4 separate regions of the Homo sapiens genome follow, and all the other regions are linked to region 1. Evidence: chromatin contacts called from ENCODE Hi-C or POLR2A ChIA-PET data. All regions are on one chromosome and are shown on one strand. The core of a region is the stretch at or near the end of the contact, and the rest is flanking DNA. Distances in the headings are between cores, read along the strand shown.

Evidence for each region. A loop is a pair of places that touch in the nucleus more often than their neighbours do. ChIA-PET counts read pairs that join two places held with the same protein, here RNA polymerase II (POLR2A). Pooled maps may share reads with other maps.
Region 2: a map with no recorded cell type shows a loop between it and region 1 (4-fold over the local background). The contact joins two enhancer-like sites. A Hi-C loop is called at or near these places in 3 of 37 single-sample maps with no recorded cell type and 2 of 50 pooled maps.
Region 3: a loop to region 1 is called in a map with no recorded cell type, with 4 times the contacts of the local background. The contact joins two enhancer-like sites. A Hi-C loop is called at or near these places in 2 of 37 single-sample maps with no recorded cell type and 2 of 50 pooled maps. POLR2A ChIA-PET finds 5 or more read pairs at or near these places in 1 of 52 experiments (OCI-LY7).
Region 4: a pooled map shows a loop between it and region 1 (5-fold over the local background). The contact joins two enhancer-like sites. A Hi-C loop is called at or near these places in 5 of 37 single-sample maps with no recorded cell type and 2 of 50 pooled maps.

The regions. Positions count from the first base shown.
Region 1 is chr11:120,699,396-120,704,827 of GRCh38, forward strand. The region is part of intron 3 of GRIK4 (glutamate ionotropic receptor kainate type subunit 4); the gene reads left to right. Among named protein-coding and RNA genes, the nearest start is that of GRIK4, 190 kb to the left of the region's middle. Within about 2 kb of position 3,301, at least 3 of the 41 ENCODE cell types and tissues checked have a DNase peak (open chromatin) inside an H3K27ac peak, as active enhancers do; they include OCI-LY7, where a contact is called at or near this core.
Region 2 is chr11:121,364,065-121,369,418 of GRCh38, forward strand. No RefSeq gene overlaps it. Among named protein-coding and RNA genes, the nearest start is that of SC5D, 74 kb to the left of the region's middle. RefSeq lists enhancers at 3,392-3,491, 3,532-3,631. Within about 2 kb of position 3,572, at least 7 of the 41 ENCODE cell types and tissues checked have a DNase peak (open chromatin) inside an H3K27ac peak, as active enhancers do.
Region 3 is chr11:121,460,871-121,466,032 of GRCh38, forward strand. The region is part of intron 1 of SORL1 (sortilin related receptor 1); the gene reads left to right. Among named protein-coding and RNA genes, the nearest start is that of SORL1-AS1, 10 kb to the left of the region's middle. RefSeq lists an enhancer at 4,898-5,162. Within about 2 kb of position 3,626, at least 29 of the 41 ENCODE cell types and tissues checked have a DNase peak (open chromatin) inside an H3K27ac peak, as active enhancers do; they include OCI-LY7, where a contact is called at or near this core.
Region 4 is chr11:121,567,723-121,572,936 of GRCh38, forward strand. It overlaps SORL1 (sortilin related receptor 1), which reads left to right. Exons shown (of 48, transcript NM_003105.6): 23 at 2,435-2,548. Among named protein-coding and RNA genes, the nearest start is that of SORL1-AS1, 120 kb to the left of the region's middle. RefSeq lists enhancers at 2,232-2,281, 2,392-2,561, 3,022-3,523, 3,524-4,023. Within about 2 kb of position 2,394, at least 3 of the 41 ENCODE cell types and tissues checked have a DNase peak (open chromatin) inside an H3K27ac peak, as active enhancers do.

The sequences.
Region 1 (5,432 bases), core at 2,051-4,550:
AGTCTTTAGTTCATTCTACAAATAAATATTTATTTCCTGCTACGGACCAGGTACTGTTCTAGGCACTGAGCATAAATTGGTGAATTGAAATGAATAGGAATCCCTGCTTCATGAGGAATATAAACAGTAAGTCAGGTGTGTGTATGTGTGTGTGTGTGTGTGTGTGTGTGTGTGTGTGTGTGTGTGTACCCATATAGTCTGTGACTGATAAGTATTAAAGAGAAAAATAAAGCAGGAAAGGTGATAGGGAATGTCCAAGGGTGTTAACATTGTAGACAGGGTGGGCATGGAAAACCTCTCTGAGAAAGTGACATGTAAGTAAAGACTTCAAGGAAATGAGAGAAGAGCTGCACACATGTTTGGGGAAGAAGATATTGGAGAGAGGGAACAGCATGTGCAAACGTGCAGGGACCCAGAGGCAGGAATGGGCCTGGCCAGCTCGGGGCATGCCCAGGGGGTCCATGTGGCCAGTTTGTATCAGCAAGGGCCGCAGCAGCAGGAGATAGTCAGAGATGTAGGTGTGAAGGTCAAACCACAGGGGTTCTTTAGGGTAAAATGGGAACCAGGTAGAACGTTTGAGCAAAGTAAGGCCATGATTGGACTTCAAATTTTTTACAGAAATAAACTTTATTGTGTATATTTGGGGTTTACAGCATGTTAGGAGATGCGTAGAGATAGTAAGATGGTTACTACAGTGAAGCAGGTTAACATGCCCATGATCTCATAGTTGGTTTTTTTGTGTGTGACAGGAGCTGCTAAAATCTACTTATTTAACAAAAACTCCTACTATAGTTACGTGCCACATCATGATGTTTCCATCCACAAATGGCCACATATATGACAAAGTTCCTATAAGATTATATTACTACTTTTTTTTTTTTTTTTTTTTTGAGATGGAGTCTCGCCCTGTCGCCCAGGCTGGAGTGGAGTGGCATGATCTTGGCTCATTGCAACCTCCACCTTTGCCTCCTGGGTTCAAGCGATTCTCCTGCCTCAGCCTCCTGAGTAGCTGGGATTACAGGCATGTGCCACCACACCTGGCTAATTTTTGTATTTTTATTTTTTATTATTACTATTTTTTGAGAGAGAGTCTTGCTCTGTTGCCCAGGCTGGGGTGCAGTGGCGTGATCTCGGCTCACTGCAACCTTCACCTCCTGAGTTCAAGCAATTCTCCTGCCTCAGCCTCCTGAGTAGCTGGGATTACAGGTGCGCGCCACCATGTCTGGCTAATTTTTGTATTTTTAGTAGAGACGGGGTTTCACCATGTTAGCTAGACTGGTCTCAAACTCCCGACCTCGTGATCCGCCCACTTTGGCCTCCTAAAGTGTTAGGATTACAGGCGTGAGCCACTGCGCCTGGCCAATTTTTGTATTTTTAGTAGAGACAGGGTTTCACCATGTTGGCCAGGCTGGTGTCGAACTTCTGACCTCAGGGGATCCGTCCGCCTCAGCCTCCCAAAGTGCTTGGGATTACAGATGTGAGCCATCGCAGCCGGCCATATTACTGCATTTTTACTGTACCTTTTCTATATTTTGGTGTGTTTATATACACAGATACTTACCACTGTATTACAGTTGCCTCCAGTATTCAGTACAGTTACATGCTGTGTAGGCTTGTAGCCTAGGAGCAATACGCTGTTTCATGTAGCCTAGGTGTAGGAGGCTATACCATCTAGGTTTGTGTAAGTCACTCTGTGATGTTCACACAATGACTAAATCACCAAACAAAGCATTTCTCAGACCGTATCCCATTGTTAAGCAATACAGAACTGTACAATACGGTTTTATTAACTTTAATCTTCATTTTGTACACTAGATCTCTAAACTTGTTCTTCCTATATCTCTGCTATTTTGTGTCCTTTGACCTGTATCTCTCCAATTCCTACCCCTCTACCATGCCCACTCATAATAACCATTGCTTCCTTCTCTGTGAGTTTGAGCTCCTTTTCTAATATTCCACATTTAAGTGAGATCATGCAATATTTCTCTTTCTGTGTCTAGCTTATTTCACTTGGCATAATTTCCTCTAGGTTCATTCAGGTTGTGGCAAATGGCAGGATCTCCTTTTTAAGGGTGAGTAGTATGCCATTGTGTACACATACCACATCCTCTTTATCCACTCATCCGTTGATAGACACTTAGGTTGTTTCTATATCTTGGCTAATGTGAATAATGCTGGAGTGAACATAGGAGTGTGGATATATTTACAAGGTGATTCCATCTCCTGTGTGTATATACCCAGAAGAGGGATTGCTGCGTCATATGGTAGTTCTATTTTTAATTTCTTTAGGAACCTCCATATTGTTTTCTGACTTAGATTTTAAAGGGATCACTCCAGTTGCTGCATTGAGAATAGGCTGAAGGGAGATCCATTTAGGAGGCTCTTGCAGTAATCCAGGTGAGAGAGGTTGCTGGCTTGTCCAGGATGCAGCAGTAAAGGTGGTAAGAAAGGTTGGAATTCTGGATAGATTTTGAAGGTAAAGCCAACAGAATTTCTTGATGGTCTGGATATGAGATGTGTATGTGTAAGAGAGACAGATCAAGGGTGATTCCAAGCTTTTTTTTTTTTTTTTTTTTTTTGAGATGGAGCTTCACTCTGTTGCCAGGCTGGAGTGCAGTGGTGCGATACCGGCTCACTGCAATCTCTGCCTCCCAGGTTCAAGCAATTGTCTTGCCTCAGCCACCCGAGTAGCTGGGACTACAGGTGCACGCCACCACGCCTGGCTAATTTTTGTATTTTTAGTAGAGATGGGGTTTCACCATGTTGGCCAGGATGGCCTCGATCTCTTCACCTTGTGATCCGCAGGCCTCGGCCTCCCAAAGTGCTGGGATTACAGGCGTGAGCCACTGCGCCTGGCGACTCCAAGGTTTTTACCTTGGTACTTACGAGGGTAGAGTTGGCATTTGCTGCAGTAGGGAAGGAGGTTGGGCTGGTTTAGGGGTAAGAGGTGTCTGAGCCGAATCTTGGTATGCCAAATGTGAGATGCCTGTTAGACAACCTGTGGAGATGCAGGGTGGCAGCTAGAATGTGAGTCTAGAGTTCAAGTGACAGAATTCTACTGGAAACGTAAATTTGGGAGTAATCAATATACAGATTGTACTTAAAGCCACGAGACTGGGTTTGTACAGACAGAGAAGAGGACAAGGACAGAGCTCGGGGGTGCTTTGAACTGAAGAGGTCAGAGGGATGCAGAGGAGCCCATAGAGGAGGATGAGAAGCAGCAACCAAGGGGCAGGAGGAAAGCTGGGTCAGCATGGTCTCCTGGAAGCCAAGGGAAGAAGTGATCAGTGTCACAAACCTCTTGAGAGGCCCAGGGAGACGAGGACTGACAGGTGGGCTCACTGCTCTGGAGATTTTTGTTTCACTTTGTTTTTAATGCTCCACATTAAAACAATATCCCATGGGTCATGGCCTGAGGACGTTTCTATCTGAGTAGAGCTTGAGGCTTCAGCCCTGCAGAAAGCAGGAAGGAAGATGTATTTGTATCGAAAAGAAAAAAGGAAGTTACCAGCACACTTTTAAGTTCACTGTCTTGTTTTATTTCCATAAGTCCTTTTAGGGGAGTATTTGTAGTGCTTTGCCCAATTTAAGATGAAGAAAATGAGGTGCAAAAAAGCAACATAGCTGCCTTTAGTTCAGAGGCTTTGAAATCAGTGTTGGTCAATAGAACTTTCTCGATGATGGCAATGTTCTGTATCTGCTTTGTCCAGCATTGAATCTGTGGGCTACCTGTGGCTACTGAGCACTTGAAATGTGACTTTTTGGCTAGTTTTTAAATTGCATTTGACTTAAATTCATCTAAATTTAAATATAAAGAGCCATCTGTGGCAAGTGGCTACCTTAATGGACAGAACAATTCTAAGTGGTCATATTTACACTAGATTTAAACCTGGGTGTTCTGATCCAAGGCCTGGGGTCTTTCAACCTACCCTCTGCTTCCCAAGAAGGTAGCATAATGTTCTAAAGGGGGCTGGATTGGCTTGAGGTGATGAGTCTTGGAGGGTGGATTTGGAGAAGGAGATAATGTATGTGACCTAGGCGTGGTCTAAAGTTCTAGGGTTTATTAGCCAGTTTACAAGCTCTCTAAAGTCTCCTGAAGCCTGTTTCTTCCACTGTCAGCCCAACCCAGGCTGTAAGGTTGGGCTTACAGGAGTAAGGGTGAGGACCCAGGAGTAAGGGTGAGGACAGGAGGGTATATCTAGTATATGTACCACTTATAAATCCTACCGTCTGTCAATTTCCTTCATGAAACTTCCCCTGTCCACTCAGCCGTATCTCCTGAGCAGCAAATCATTTAAATTCCTTTGAAATACTGTTACTTAAACTTGTTTTTGGACACTTAGATTGTACCTATTATTACCATTACTATTTCGGTTGTGTCTGTGTGCTGCTTTCTGAATCTCTTTATAAACTCCTGGAGGCAGGTGAATTATGTCCTGTTTCCTATACATGGTAGGTACAGGATGGGGTGGTATAAAGAGCACTCGTCTTGATCATCTTTGGTAGCACTAAAGCCAAGAATGATGCTTACAAAATTGTGGGACCTCAACAGATGTCTGTTTAATAACTGAATGGCTAAACTTAGAACCACATAGTTTTAGTTTAGATTTCTGAGTTTCCGTTCACTAGCTTTGTTGCCAAAGGCGAAAAACGAAACTCTTTGAAACCCAATTTGCTCATCTGTCAATTTGTTCATCTATCAAAAGCAGTGTATTTCTTGTGTTCTCGTGAGGGTCAAATGAGATAATAACCATAGAAGTTTTTGCACAGTGCCTGGCACATAGTAGGTGCTTATTTATTAAGTGTTAATGTTTCTTTACTTTTCTTATGATGATATATATGCGGTTTATTCTTCACTAGACTGTGGTCTTATGGCAAATGGGGATTGTATTTTACTCACTGTTGTCCTCCATAGCACTCACACAGTGCCCTGAGCATATTAGGTTCTTAGGAAGAGCTATTGGATTTATTGCTTGCTGGATACCTCTGGTCGCAGCTCAGGAGATGCAGCTGAATGAGACATGACCCAGGGCCAACAGGGAACATTTGGGAGTGCCCAAGCTTAGAGCAGTCACAGCCTCTATCTCAGCTTCGAAGCCTGCACGTAATTTACAGTCTCATTCCTTCTGTTTCTCAAGTGGCCATTTAAATTCTTTAGATTGCAGGGCTGTCATAGATAATTCCTCTACTAGAATGTAAGCTCTGTGAGGATAGACATTTTTGCTTGCTGTTGTGTCTAGAACAGGGCTGGGGCATGGTATGTGGTCGGTAAATGTCAGATGAAGGAATGAACACAGGTGGGGCATGGGAAGCAATATTGTACAACATAACTCTGCAAACTTTTTTTTTTTTTTGTAAAGGACCAAAGAGTAGGTACTTTAGACTTGTATACTATAGTATCTCTGTTGAGATTATTAACCTCTGCCATTCTA
Region 2 (5,354 bases), core at 2,322-4,821, 660 kb after region 1:
CATCAAGAAAAGTAACATACCATGCATGCTCAATACCCTAGCCCTATTAAACCTCTCCTAATTCCCAGTAGGTCACCCCTCATGTTGAGGTCAGTCATCACATGTACTTCTCTTTATGCCCTGAATCTTCTTTCTCTCCATCTTTGTCTGGCTAAACTTTTCGTTAAGTCTCAGCTTAAATGCACTTCCTCTGAGAACGTCCATGATCCTTGAAATTAGGTACCTCTGCTGTCTGCTCTAGGCATTTATACTCAAAGTTCCATGGATGTGGGATTGTTTTATTCAGCATATATTCCCAGACTCTAGCTGACTGCATGTTGAGTGCCATAGGCATAAGAAAGGCTCAGTCAATATGAGTGAATAAATGAAGGAGGAACTAAAAAGAATTAAGGTTCTCTAGAGGGACAGAACTAATAGGAAATATATATATACAGATATATATGAAGGGGAGTTTATTAAGGAGTATTAACTCACATGATCAGAAGGTCCCATAATAGGCTGAGCTAAAGAGCAAGCTGAAAAGCAAGGAAGCCAGTTCGAGTCCCAAAGCTGAAGAACTTGGAGTCTGATGTTCAAGGGCAGGAAGCATCCAGCATAGGAGAAAGATGTAGGCTGGGAGGCTAAGCTAGTCAGTCTTTTCACGTTCTTCTACCTGCTTTTATTCTGGCTGTGCTGGCAGCTGATTAGATTGTGCCCACCCAGATTAAAGGTGGGTCTGCCTTTCCCAGCCCACTGACTCAAATGTTAATCTCCTTTGGCACCACCCTCACAGACACACCCCAAATCAATACTTTGCACCCTTCAATCAAGTTGACATTCAGTGTTAACCATCACACCTGGGGTTGACTCGGGCCACACTGGTATCCCAAGAGATTAAATCTAGTAGGTAGGGGACTGAAGAAAGAAGTTCCAGGAAACACTAAATTTAAGCTGAAAGAGCAATGATATTTAAGTCTATAAGTGATGAGTCCATTGGAACAGCAGCAGTATAGAGGATACAGACCAACTTCGGCGGCAGGGCTCAGCTAAAGGGAACAAGATGTGGCATCAGGAGCCCAGCCATGTCTGTGGAGGTTCAAGACAAGACATCGGTATCAGGGGCAACTAGTCCAAGGATGTAGACTAGGTAGGAACAGTTCACAGGTCTCAACTTAGGTGCCAACCACACCTGGTTGTTAGGAATTGATATACTGAGATAGATAGCGTCTGAGGCAGACATGCCTGCACAGGAAAGGGTCCTGAGATTTAATAGCGATGCTTAGCAGTGAGAACCAGAAGCCAAATAAAGGGAATCTCCAAAGATGTTTGCTATTTCTGCTGGTTGGGAGTTGAGAAGACAAGATCTAGCTCACTCCCTGCCCTGACAATCTCTGAACACAGGGCTGAGCAGATGGTAGCTCAGTTGGGGTTAGTTCTCACCCTCCATCCTTAGGAACAGGATGGGCTGAACATGCTTGCAGTGGGACGGGTCTGGGAAAACAAAGGACTGAAGATGACAGGAGGCCTGGTCGCCAGCCAGAGCTTTTCTCCAAAGATGCTGGCTCTTGCCCCTCACACCCAATCTCACCTCCACTCCGTAAGACACAGGGATGTAATGTCACCTGTCTGCTCCATTGGATGAGGTAGCTGAACTTCAGCTTCCTCATTAGTAAGGTAGAAATAGCAATAACTTGGCCGCTGAACAGTTGTGAAGATCAAATTGGCGTTAAAAATGCTTGGCCCAATGCCTGCCATCCAGTAGGAGCTCTGTAAACGGCAGTTGAAAGGCAGTATCTAGCTGGTTTTAAAAACACCTTCCTTGTCTTTGGAATTGTCAATCCTTTCATTCTGGGTCCCTCTTCCACTTCTTGGTGTACTTCCTCTGCTTATCTGCCATAAGGCCTCTTCTTTCATGTTGCCAAAAGCTCCCTCTTCTCAGTCCCTGACCAGGTCTGCTGTACCCACATCACCCCCTGTCCCCAAATCACCTCCTGCCCTTCTCTCTCTTCAGAATTCTGAACACTTGCTGAATTTGATCTTAAGTGCTAGAACTGTAGGGTTTCACATCAAGTGCATTTTAAAGAGACCACTTGTTAATTGAAACAAATGCCCGTTTAGTGGAATTGCAGGGCTGATGATCTCTGGCAGTAAAATAATATACAGTGCGCCAACAAGGTCGGGCAGAGGAGTGTTCATGACCCTTTTAATTGCACTGAGCAGACTGCACCATGCTTCTCAACCCTGCCCATGCTGCTAAATCATCCTGAGAACTCTTAAGAAAATACAGATTCCTTGGGTCCACCCCAGACTTTCTTACTCAGAATCTCTAGGGATGATGAGGAGGACAAAGACCCAGGTGACAACTTCACTTGCTTTAAAGGTTAAGCGGACGCAGGCTGCACAGCCTGGGATGAGAGCTGCTCTCCTTCCCTACCAAGTGCTGGGGTTGTACCCAGCAACTGGGTACCTCAACTTTGAGAGAATCCTGTCAGTACAAGCCTGGCGTCGTGGAGAACACCTTTCCCTCCTAGCTCGTCCTAGATCTCCAATGCCGCTGCCCTGGTGACGAGGAAACACCTTCTCCACTCCTACCCTCATCAGCACAGACTCCATTGCAGCTTCTGCCCCAACAAAACACATACAGGCAAGTCTTACTGAATGCATTATATATTTAAATAAGTGTTAGCGTCCATTATTTTACTGAATCATCGCAATTAAATGAGGTAATTACTATTATTATCCTCATTTTACAGATAAGAGAGTGAAGCCCAAATTAATTAATATACCTAAAGGCACATAGCTAGTAAGTGGTAGGATGTGAACCTAGGGTGGTTCAAATCCAGATTCCTAATTCTTAACCCCAGTGCTTGGTTGCCTTTACATTCTTAGCCACGCGGCCTCCACAAATTACTGCGTCTTCTTTGTACCAGAGGCAACTGTTATGTTGTGTTTTGGAATTCTCCACATTCTGCCCTCTGAGGGCTGGAGACGGATCAGCAGCTTGTAATCCATCAACAGCTTGGAGACTCTTTCTCTAGCAATAAAATCATAGCTCCCACTCCCTGCAGGAAGCCTTCAAGACACAGCTCTCGGGTTCTGTCTTCCCTGGCTCTTGAAACAAAGCCGTTGAAGTGGCTTCCTCCAGGCTCACAGCCAGGCAGTGGTCCACTTGCTTTCTTAATAGGATGGCTGGGGCCCTAATCCTCCAACACATCAATCAAATGGCAGTCAACTGGAACAGTTCATATAAGTAGACACTTTGTACTGTCCTTCCCTTGGTCTAGCCAAATTTGAACTCCTAAAAAGCTCTGAAAGAGGATGGTGCATATCAACTGTACTCAGAATGGTGCTTCTCAACCCTGGAAGCATTTTCAAGTTAACTGAGAAGCTTTTTCGAAAATATCAATGCCTGGGTCCTACTACCCAAGCCTTGAGACTTAATTAGACTGGAATGGAGCCAAGTACCCAGTGATTCTGAAAGCCCAGCTTTAGGACATTGCTGCGGGTCAGCTGCTACGAATATCTTCTAAACTTTGCAAGATGGTTTTCTGTCCCCCTTGGGAAATTTAAGTGGCCTTTTGCCAATGAGAAGGAGGTAACTGTTCATTTTAAAAGAAGCTACTTTCACTTTCCCTTCCACATGTGAGACAGAGAACCCCTGTGGACTGGTGTCTCATGAGAACAGAAACACTCCAGCTGAAACCAGAATGGTCTGCCTTGGTCGTCATGGCTGAAAGACCTGTACTGAGGGCGTGAAGCAGAACCCCCTTTATTAGCCAGAAGAATGAGTATAGAAATGGTAGGCTCTGGGGGCTGGATTCTGGTAATTGGTCCTATTGGATGGACTATCTTCGGACATTCCAGAAACAGAGCTGTCCCCAAAATCTTTAGAAAAAAAAAATGTTGTCACTCTCCCCTGTAATTCATTCCTTGGTCTCACAATACTTGGAATCCAACAATTTTTTTTTTCCCACACTTAATCCAAATGCATCCTGTTGCAATTAAACTTCAGTTGTCTTGCTTGTCCTTGTTTAAAACAAAGGACAGCTGTTCTCACTTGCACAAAGCTCTTGAGGACTGAGCAGAGGATGGTGATAGAGGTAAATACAGCATTGTCTGACCTTGGTTTTGAGTAAACGCTCAGGTAAAATTTTTCTCTCCCTCCAGTATCCTGAGGAGCTAAACAAAAGGGCATCTGAGTTGAAGGTCCTAGATTTAATTCCTGGAATGAATAATGGAGACTTGGGGTTATTTGTTACTGTTGTTCATCTCCAGTTTCTTCATTTATAAAGTTGAATAAAATTGTATTAAGGAAAAGCCACATCTAATGAAAAAATCATCCTCATTTGCATTCATTTTCACTGCTCCTCCATCCACCTCCCACCACCAATAGCTGCACCTGAATTTCCTGAACCAAAAGGAAGGAAAGATGAAGCCAGTGTGTGAGCTGACTGTTTTCTGTAACCTACAGAAACTAGAACAATGTGAGCAGCACAAGGCTGTTGCATTGAAGGTCTGGGAATTTTTTCCAAGAGACAAGTTTGGATTGTTTGTGGGTTGATGAACTGAACAGAGGTAGTTATCTGAGAATCTTAGGGGACTTACCTCAAGTGTCATGTTTCTGTTGGTTTGTGACTGTGCAGTCTGTGTTAACTGCTTTGCCGTCGTTCCCAGGACTTGGAAGGAAAAAAAAAATCCAACCTGCTTGGTGGCTAATCATTTGAAGAGAAGTCTGCAGTCTGTTAGGCAGAATGTCTCACTTCTTTCCCCCTCTGCCCTATTGCCATGCTATTGAGCTGTGTGTCTCTTTCCAGTTTTCCCCGTTGGGCTAGCTCTGTTTTCAATGTTGTCTTCGGCAAATTACCAAAATAGAATTTATGATTCATTGACCCAAATTATGTTCCCACTGACAATATCTGCAGAAATTCTGTTCAACAATAGCTTGCTGACTTTACAGAAAACACACATCACTCCCTGGAGTTCACCCGCCCCAAGAAGACCAACAAAAAAGCAAATTAAATCTTATCTCCTCGGAAGTCCTTGATGAAGAACATCCTGGTCTTGGCAATTCACTGCATATTTTCAAAAAGCGTTCAGAAAGCAAGATTGTTAGGGTTTTCTGTGAATTGCAGTTTAATCCCGAGGCATATATGAGAGACCACTCTGTATGAACAGCAACCTTTTATTTTCCCCTAAACCACAATGCTGACATTAAGATCCTAGACTTACTCTGTGTTCTGAGCACCTTAAGGCATCACAGGCATTTATCTCAGTGGGTAATTATCAATCGAGGCAAATGACGAGACAAGCGTCAATCATTTTGGGAAGTTTATTTGCCAAAGTTAAGGACTCACACTCTGGAGACAGGTCTATGC
Region 3 (5,162 bases), core at 2,376-4,875, 760 kb after region 1:
GATAGTTAAGGACCCCATTTCTCTATTAGCCCAGGAGACACATGCGAGACAGTTCCACCTGTCTCTGCCCCAGGGACCTGGGGAGAAAGGCCAGTGCTGATCTGCCCAAGGATCTCAGCCAAGGAGCCCGAGATGGCAGGGAGTGGGGACAGAGCAGAGTGGGGTGAGTGTCCTGTGAAACCAGAAGTGTTTGGAAGGACTTGCATGCTTTGAACCTGTGCTCAATTAATTGAGTAACCTGAGACTCTGTACCTATGACTTACCTCATCTGTGTACATTTAGTTCCCTGAAATTCTCTCACTGAGTGGTTAAAAAAAAAAAAAATCTGCAGTTAACTGTGCACATGGTTTGCTGAATTTGGCAAGGTGTGCTGTTGGTGGTGGTGGTGATGGGTGGGCTGGAGGGGGACGGTTACTGCAGAAACAAGGCCTTCAATCTCTAGAGGAGAAAAATGAAGCAGTGGATGTGGAAAGTTGGTTAGAGGTGAAAGAGCTATCTAAACAGAGCTGGGGGAGTTTAGCTAGCAGACCAGAGCCTGTGGGACGTCCGCCTGTTGCCTCACCTCCTGGTAGCCCAGAGGGCATCTCCTATTACTGAGAAATTGGCCAAGCCATGGGTTTAATGCACTCCCCCTTCTCCATTAGTCTTGTTTATAGCTGCCCTCACAGGGTGGTGAAGAAGCCACTGGTAGGGTATAGAGGCCTTCGGTTCTGGGATGTAATGTTTACATGCTTTTCTCTTGGAGTTAGGAAAGTGCTAGAAAACAGTGTCGCCTCTGGGCTGGAGCCTTGGGACCTGGAGGTTGGGTTTCCCCAGGTTTCAGAGTTCGGCTGGGAATCAAGGAGAAAACTGCCTGTGAGTTTCAGTTAGGCAGGAGCTCCTAGCTTGACTCAGGCGTGCAGTGTTTTGTCATTTTATATATGTCATCGCTTGCTCTTAGGCCTTTCGCTAATGTTAATGTTCTATGTGGAGCCGTTTTGTGAGGAATGGCTTATTTTGGTTGAGAGGCATTTGGTAATGAAAAGAAATGATGTTTTAGTGCGTCGAAGTTTATGAAATGACATCCACAGGCTGCATCTCATTTGATTCTTACGACAATCTTGAAAAATGGGGAAGATAAGAATGATTATTCATCTCATTTCAGAGATGAGTATCTTGAAGCTTGAAAAGGTGAAGTGACTTACCCGTAGTTAGACAGGTGGTAAACCGGAGAGAACAAGACTCAAACCAACCCGCTAACTTGTTTCAGATTTATGCAGGCATATTTGTCTATCCTAAGTAATCTAGTGAAATTTTTGATCTCAAGCAGGGATCCACAGCTTTTTTGCAGTACTTTTTTTTCTCCACCTTTAAAACCTGGAGATCTCACATAATTCCACTTTCTCCTGGCCACACTGATCTTGTAATTTTTCAAACACAGCAAGTCTCAAGGCCCTTCTCCTTCCTGGCTTCTGCTCTGCCCTGCCTTAGGTCTGGGTCCATGTTCTCTGCCTCACTTTTCCATCCCCTTTTCCCTAACTCCTCCCTCTTCATCCTTATGGTGTCAGTACATAGGTCAGGTCTTCAGTGAAGCCTCACTCTCTCCCCGATATGAGGTTAGGTCCCCTGTGTAACAACAGTAATTCAATCATCATTCCTGGAATTAGTTGTTTAATGCGTGTTTTCCCTACTATATTCAGAGCTATGAGGCAGGACCTAGAATCGTGTTATTTTTCTTTCTTTTTTATTTTTTGAGACAGGGTCTAGCTCTGTCGCCCAGGCTGGAGTGCAGTGGCATGATCATAGCTCACTGCGGCCTCGATCTCTTGGGCACAAGCGATCCTCCCACCTCAGACTCCCTAGTAGCTGGGACTACAGGCATGCGCCACCAGGCCCGTCTAGTTTTTGTATTTTTTGTAGAGATGGGGTTGTGTCATGTTGTCTAGGCTGGTCTTGAACTCCTGGGCTCGAGGGATCCACCCGCCTTGGCCTCCCAAAGTGCTGGGATTGCAGATGTGAGTCTGCCATTTTACTAACACCTAGTATAGCATCTGGTATATAGTTAGTGCTTGATAAATACTTATTGACTGAACGCGGTGAGGGGCTATTCATGGTGAAGCTGCAGAGGGCAAGTCTGTGGTCTGGAACCATCCTGAAGAGCTGTGAGAAATGACTTTGGGCTCACAGGGAAATCCTCACGTAGGGCAAGTCCTGGCTTGGGGTGCGCTCTCTTGAGGGGGTATTTGCTGTGCTCACTCTGACTGTGTTTCCTGCACATGGCCGTGTGTTTTCAGGCAGTGAGAACCACCACATTGCCTTAAAGTCTGTCTCTGAGCTTAATCTCATTTGCAAAAGGTGGCATTTCATTTAATTGTTCTCTGAGATTCTTTCTGGCTTTGATATTTTCCTCATTTTTTTTTTGCCAACTGGTAAATTAAGGGGTGATATTATGTTCATGAGAAAGAGAGTTTTCCACAGTTTCTTTTTAGTAGGGAGCCCCTCCCAAAACAGCAAAGCATATTCGCTCATTGACAAAGTGGGTTCACCAGGACAGAGTGGCACACAGAGGTAAACAGTAGATAGGTTCTCGCTGCCAAGGATCAATCAGAAAGGGAAATAAGCTCTCTAAACTGATATTATAAGGCAGTGAGATTATGATTATCATCCTTTTAGCAAAGAGAAAGGAAAGGGCATATGTGTATTTTTCTCTGTAGAATGGTCATGGCTCCAGTGAAGGAGATAGTAGTGAATGCTAAGTTCTAGTCCAAGGTTATTCTCTCCTTGTTTCCTCATCTGGAAAATGGGCAGCCTGAATTCATCAGCAAAGTAGTTCAGGAGTTCTGTAGGTGAAGCATCTTGAGCAAACTCAAAAGTCAAGTGAGTGAGCTGAGATTCCATGAACTGGGCCTCTCTTCCGGGAGTGCTCGTAAACTAGATTTCAGCTTTCCTTCTGAGGTGAGCAGTCCAGGGAGGATAATAAGCCTGCTAAATATAGTGAGAACACAGTCTTGAAAGGGGACAGTGAGAGGCAATTTGCATACCTAGCATTTAAGCCATGCAAAGGGATGGTTTGGGAAAACCTTGTTCTCCTTGGACCTCAGGAGGCTGTCTTTGACTTCCTCAGTTTCGTCATATAGTTCAGGGGAGTGCCTGGCTCCTTCTGTCCTCACAGTTGAAGGACAGGATATTTGTTTTATGCTATATTGTAGAATTTTAAAAACGCTTCTTTGTATTTCACTGCTAGTGAAGCAGAGAAATGAATCAGACTGCCTTATTTGTCCTCCTTGTACTGCGTTTTGGGAGGAGGCTGTGTAGGAGTTGTGAGGACTGCAAGCTGTGGGAGTCTAGGACATCCTGATTTTTGGGTTTGACCAATTTGAAAGAGGTGTAGAGAGGGTACCTGTGACCCATTCTATTCAGTGGCCCCACCTCCTGCATAAGCCTCAACAACTATACAGATTTCGGTGGTTTTATTGGAAACTTCTCATCATTGGCTTAGACTTGCAACCCTAATTCCCCCAGAAGTGCTCTGTGTGAGCTAACAGGTAAGAAATGATTAAAGAGCCTACAGGGTGCCTGGCACCTAGCAGACCTCAGTGCCTACTTCATCCGCAAGTGAACGCATGAGTAATCAGTCCCTTCATCCAAGCCATTGACTTCCTCCCCTCTATTTATAACAACCCAGAACTTGAGGACTGGGTGGTAGCAGGTCCTTCCCCTCACTCTGAATAATAGGAGGTGAATCATTTCACCTCTCCGGGTTGCCAGGGCACGCAGGGGGCTGAGGGACAACACTTGTGGGGTGATATGGACTTGTTCGATGAAGATGCCGAGGCGAGTCAAGGTGTGGGTGGCATCCACTGTTGTGAGCTGGCGGTGGATGCTAGCCTTGGGCCTGCGGCTGTTTCTCCAGCTGGGGACAGGGAGGCCTGTGCGGATGCTGTGGCTCTGCAGATGCCGCTGACAGCACTTTGAAGGATTGGTTTGGCCAGAGACCCAGTCCACAGCCTGCCTCCTGTATGACTCATTCTAGCTGCATATTTTGGTAGCATGAGGGCTTGAGATGAGATAAAAGGAGCACTTCTTAAGAGTGGAAGCTCCTAGGTTCTTGATTAGCACTTGAGAAATATAATGTTCTCTGCAGGTCCTAGAGGCCTTAAAAAAATTTGAGTATATTTCACATTACATAAAATTAGCCATTTTAAAGTGAACAGTTCAGTGAACTTAATATCGCCGCAATGTTGTGCTACCATGATTTCCAAAACATTTCCATCGCTCTGAAATAAAACCCCTTACCCATTAAGCAGTGATTCCCTCCTCTCCAATCTCCCAGCCCCTCGTAACCACTAATCAGCTTTCTCTCCCTATGGATTTACCTATTCGGGACATTTCATATAAATGGTGTCATGCAATCATGCAATATGTGACCTTTTGTATCTGGCTTCTTTCACTTAGCATATTGTTTGTGAGGTTCAGCCACATTGTAGCATATATCATCAGTATATCCTAGAGTTTTAATGACCATCCCAAATCCCCAAAGACAAGCCCCCCCGCCAAAAATGGTACATCTTTCTAGCTACCGTCATTTAGTTCCAACTCCTGCCAGGAGGCAGGGGAATCAACTAGATTCATTGTTTCCCAAAGAAGCTGCATTAGAAATACCTGGGGTTGGGGTGTGTCTCCTTTTTTTTTTTTTGAGACGGAGTCTCGCTCTGTCGCCCAGGCTGGAGTGCAGTGGCATGATCTTGGCTTACTGCAACCTCTGCCTCCCAGATTCAAGCAATTCTCCTGCCTCAGCTTCCCGAGTAGCTGGGACTACAGGCACGTGCCACCGTGCCTGGCTAATTTTTTGTATTTTTAGTAGAGACGGTTTTTCACTGTGTTAGCCAGGTTGGTCTCCATCTCCTGACCTCGTGATCTGCCTGCCTTGGCCTCCCAAAGTGCTGGGATTACAGGCATGAACCACCACGCCCGGCTGGGTGTGTCTTTTAAAAAAGACTGATTCCTGGGCTCCAGGCAGAGGGCGACAGAGCCGGTAGGCGTGGAGTGGGGCCTCTTAGGTGATTCTGACCTTCAGTGGGGCATGGGACCCCCCTAGGCCAGGTGATCTTTGGGGGGTGGGGTGGGAGGAGTTATCTTGACTCTTAACGACCTGCCAATGAGCCAGATGCTGTTTGTTGTTT
Region 4 (5,214 bases), core at 1,144-3,643, 870 kb after region 1:
ATTTAAAAAGTTTTTCCTTCCTGTGTAATTTTTACTGTCACCACTTCCCCCGCCTCCAGCATCACGTTTCTGTGAGTGAGGTGAACCCCTGCAAGGGCACCTTGCCATGAAGTGCATGGATTGATGGCCAGAATTTCTGCTTTTCCTTATCTGTGATTCTATTTGCCTTTTTTTTTATATATATTTTAAAGAGACAAGAAAGAGACAGGGTCTTGCTGTATTGCCCAGGCTGGCACATTCACGGCTCACTGCAGCTTCAACTCAAACTCCTGGGCTCAAGGGATCCTCCTGTCTCAGCTTCCCATGAAGCTAGGACTACAGGCACGAGCCCAGCTAATTTCTTTTATAGGGACGAGGTCTCACTTTGTTGCCCAGTCTGGTCTTGAACATCTGGGCTCAAGGGATCCTCCCTCCTCTGCCTCCCAAGGAGCTGGGATCACAGGCATGAGCCACTGTGCCTACTCTATTTGCTTTGTAATCCTAACCCTGCTTCTCACAGCGGCCCAAGTCCAAGGCAGTGAAACACACAATACAAGCCTTTTAGTCAATCTTCCTTAAGAAATATAAACAGAAAAAAGATGAGCCTTTCTTTCTTAGAAACAAGAGACTTTCTTTCAGGCTATGGATACAATCTTAAAACTGTTTGGAAAGAAATAGAATCAACACTAAATTCCAAGAGAAGGGGAAGAAAGCTACTCCATATTTCCCATTAGAATGCCTTTGATTATCCAAATATGAGACCAATCATCGCATGTCCTTGATGCAGTTTGCCAAACTATACATTTTTTTTCTGTAAGGAATTTTAATTGCTTGCTTTAAAGTAGTCATGGGGCAGAAAAATTTCTCAGAGTATTGAGAAAATCTTCATAACTCATTTGCTTGATAGATAGAATATATATGGATATATATAACTATGTATATAAAAACATACCTATAGATATATTGAATCTGTATGTTTTAATTCTGTGTAGACACAGTCCATTAAGGAGTTCTGTGTGTAATTAGTATTTTATAATGTTGATGTACTGTATTCACTACCCAATAGACTCAACTGGTATTGTGGTTATCCTTCTTAAAGCATTGTATCTGCTTCTAAATATTTCTTCCAGCCTCCTCCTCTCTTTTGATTTTAACTAAAAGAGGAAAGCAAGAGGCTAGTATGGGACATTTCCTTCCCTGTAGACACGTGTGCTTGGCATTCCTCCTCCCCCTTTACCATCATGTTACTTGTTGTGGGAAGTCCGGGACCCCGAACGGAGGGACCAGCTGAAGCCATGGCAGAAGAACGTGGATTGTGAAGATTTTATGGACATTTATTAGTTCCCCAAATTAATACTTTTATAATTTCTTATGCCTGTCTTTACTGCAGTCTCTGAACATAAATTGTGAAGATTTCACGGACACTTATCACTTCCCCAATCAATACCCTTGTGATTTCCTATGCCTGTCTTTACTTTAATCTCTTAATCCCGTCATCTTCGTAAGCTGAGGAGGATGTATGTCGCCTCAGGACCCTGTGATGATTGCATTAACTGCACAAATTGTAGAGCATGTGTGTTTGAACAATATGAAATCTGGGCACCTTGAAAAAAGAACAGGATAACAGCAATGTTCAGGGAACAAGACAGATAACCTTAAACTCTGACTGCCGGTGAGCCGGGCGGAACAGAGCCACATTTCTCTTCTTTCAAAAGGAAATGGGAGAAATATCGCTGAATTCTTTTTCCCAGCAAGGAACATCCCTGAGAAAGAGAATGCGTCCCTGAGGGTAGGCTTCTAAAATGGCCGCTTCGAGGGGCGGCCATCTTTTATGGTCGAAGCTGTAGGGATGAAATAAACCCCAGTCTCCTGTAGTGCTCCTAGGCTTATTAGGATGAGGAAATTCCTGCCTAATAAATTTTGGTCAGACTGGTTGTCTGCTCTCAAACTCTGTCTCCTGATAAGATGTTATCAGTGACAATGCGTGCCCAAAACTTCATTAGCAATTTTAATTTCGCCCCGTCCTGTGGTCCTGTGATCTTGCCCTGCCTCCATTTGCCTTGTGATATTCTATTACCTTGTGAAGCACATGATCTCTGTGACCCACACCTTATTCGTACACTCCCTCCCCTTTTGAAATCACTAATAAAAACTTGGTGGTTTTACGGCTCAGGGGGCATCACGGAACCTGCCGACATGTGATGTCTCCCCAGACACCCAGCTTTAAAATTTCTCTCTTTTTTTACGCTGTCCCTTTATTTCTCAGACCGGCCGACACTTAGGGAAAATAGAAAAGAACCTATGTGAAATATCGGGGGTGAATTTCACCCGATATCTGGCTGAATTTCCCCCGATAGTTACTAAAGGGAGGGAAACTCAAAAGAGAAAGACCTGTGGTCCAGCAGTAAGAATAATATTGGTTTCATTTCCTCCCCTGCCGCACTCTGATGGGTAGAGAACACCTGTCTTCGCAACCAGTATCGCTGCAGCAACGGGAACTGTATCAACAGCATTTGGTGGTGTGACTTTGACAACGACTGTGGAGACATGAGCGATGAGAGAAACTGCCGTGAGTCTTCTGGATTGGACGTTAAGCACTTACCATTACTCAGAAGCCTGGTTGGCTCTTCCCAGGCTGAGGGCCTAAGGTCTAGGGCGAGGGCCACCCATGATTGGTGATGCCCATCTAAGTTGATGGGGCTTAGATGACAGAGAAAACATATTTCCATACACAGGTAGATATTAGATATATAGGATTAATATTATATACATAATATTTTTTTAACCACCCCAGAAGTACCACTCGTTACAAGAGATTTATAAATAAACGTCACATGGCTGAAACTGAATTGATTTGGCAATCTGGGCTCTAATCTTGGCTGTGGCTCTGTAATAAAGCTGGTGACTTGGGGCGAGTAAACAGGTGATATTCTTTGATTTGGAAATTCAATATTCAGCCTTTTTAGGGATGGGAAATGAGTATTTACTCCAGTTGGTTGATGTTGGCTACCTACCAGGCTCAAGAGAGATTGTTTTCATTGGTTAGTAATGCATAGCTTGGCCTACAGTGTGGGGCCATTGGTGTACATGCCATGTAAGTGTCATCTTTAGGCTGTATAATTTTTAAGATCTGACTTCTAAAGTATAAGACTGTGGTTAGCAGAAGTTAAAACCAAACAACCACAAATAACAGATAGTTTATTAACCATGAATTTTCACTATCTTTTCTTCACTTAATTTTTAATAGCTTCGACATTATCTTATAAGGAGATGATTTGCCCTTTTGTCAGTCATGCACTCACTCAACAAGCAGTTGCTATACACCCTGTGTTCCAGGCTCTGTGCTGGGCCTGCATATATATTGCCGATCAAGGCAGAAACGGAGTTCACAGTCTGAAGTAGGAGTCAGAAAAATAGGCAGTTACAGTAGAGTGACGGGCACTGCGATGCGGAAGTGTCATATGCATGTAGGATGGGCACCCAAAGCAAACTTGGGCAGGCCCTAGCAAAGAGCTCTGGAGAGTGTCTGGGGTGAACCAAGCAGAGGTGGAGGGAATCAATTCACAGGCAAGGGAGCAGCATGTGGGGAAGCTGGCATGGCCAGGAAACTGGTTTGAGTTATGGAGAATGGGCATGGGCACAGGGGCCAAGGTGAAGTTAGATGAGTGGGCAGCGCCCAGGACAGCAAGGGCTTTGTGGACTTTATCGGAGAAGCAGTTGGGAACCACTGATGTCATGTGATGAAAGTTCATCTTTGGAAGGATAAGTAGTGGGCAGAATGCGTTTGATGGAGAGAGACCAGAAGCAGGAACCAAGTCAGAGGCTTCTCTTTTATATATTTTACCTTTGGCAACCCAGGGGCTCATTTACCCATTTGTACTGTAAGAACAGATTAATGGGAAGCTCTAGATACTCATTTAGCCAGTCATCCGTGGGGCCTGTGCCCGGCTCCCCTGCCACTTCACCCAGAAAGCAACTTGTGAAATATCCAGCTCATTAAACACATCTGGGCCCTGCAATCCTATAGACTCCCCCTTTTGGCTGATAGAGGGTTATTTACAAAGCCTTTCCTTAATCGTTTTCCCTTGGATTCAGAGGGTGCCTTTCACACCGAGGGAGTAGAGCTTATTTGCTGAATGGCAGATTTGGGAAAGCACTAGCCTCTCTGTGTCTTTTCTGCAAAAAATAAGGCCTATAAAGCCTCCTTTATCAGAGTTGCAGGAAGGTGTGATATTTGTGGGGGAATAGCCAAAGCTCTTTAAAAACATTAATGCTTATTAACAGCATTGAAGCAGATAATGGAAAGGAGTTTATTACATATCTGGGTGGGATAGAAGATGCTTCTTAGAATTAACAAGTTACAAGGAAATTGCCCAGACATAATTAGGCACAGTGGAAGCAGGGAGATACAAACCAGATGACCTCATATCCAAGAGTGAGGGACACAGGTGGCAGAGCATTCCTCCTTGTGCCCTTGGGCTTGGTTTCTACTAAATGGACAAGCTGAATCTTGTATTGGCTCCGAGTTTTGAGAGGAATGAAGACCTGCATCTTTTGGGAGGCACCTGCTGCCTCCAATGGCTTCCTCCCACCCAGCCCCTGAGCTCTGTTGCAGACTGCACAGTTGTGCATGAAGGATGGAGCTGGCCCTGCCCTCCTCCCAGCTTGGCGTGAATGTCAGCTGGGATTCACTTTCCAGAGACCCCGAGACCTACTTTCTGCTCCGTCGTCTCCCTGTTTCACCTGGCTCAGGTCTACACATGTCAGATGGAGCTGAGGCGTGGAGAGGAGGAACCAGAAGGATTTAAAACTCAGAGACTGGGAGTCAAGAGAGAGGGGCTTATCTGTGCCTGCATGTGTGTCTCCCTCATCAAGGAGGTTGCGTGTGGAGGAGAGAGGTTCCCTGTTTCTAAGCAGGGCTGCAGGAGCTGGACCGCAGTGACTGAGTACTGCCATGTGGGGAGTTAAGTGAGGCACCCTGCCAGCTGCCAGGGAGCAGTGGAGGAGGGGGGACACCGGGATGCAGGAGGGTGTTGTCAGTGGGTTTCCCTCCCTCTTACACAGATTCCTCTAGCTGGGTGACTGTCAGGCACTCAGGGTTTTGACGCGAATCCCTGCAGTCTTGTCATTTTGCATTCATCCCCTGCCTCCCACCACGAGCTCAATTACAGAGAAGAAATGGAGCCTCAAATAAGAGCTGCCAGGATGTCTAACGGCAGCATTGCTATTTGGCAT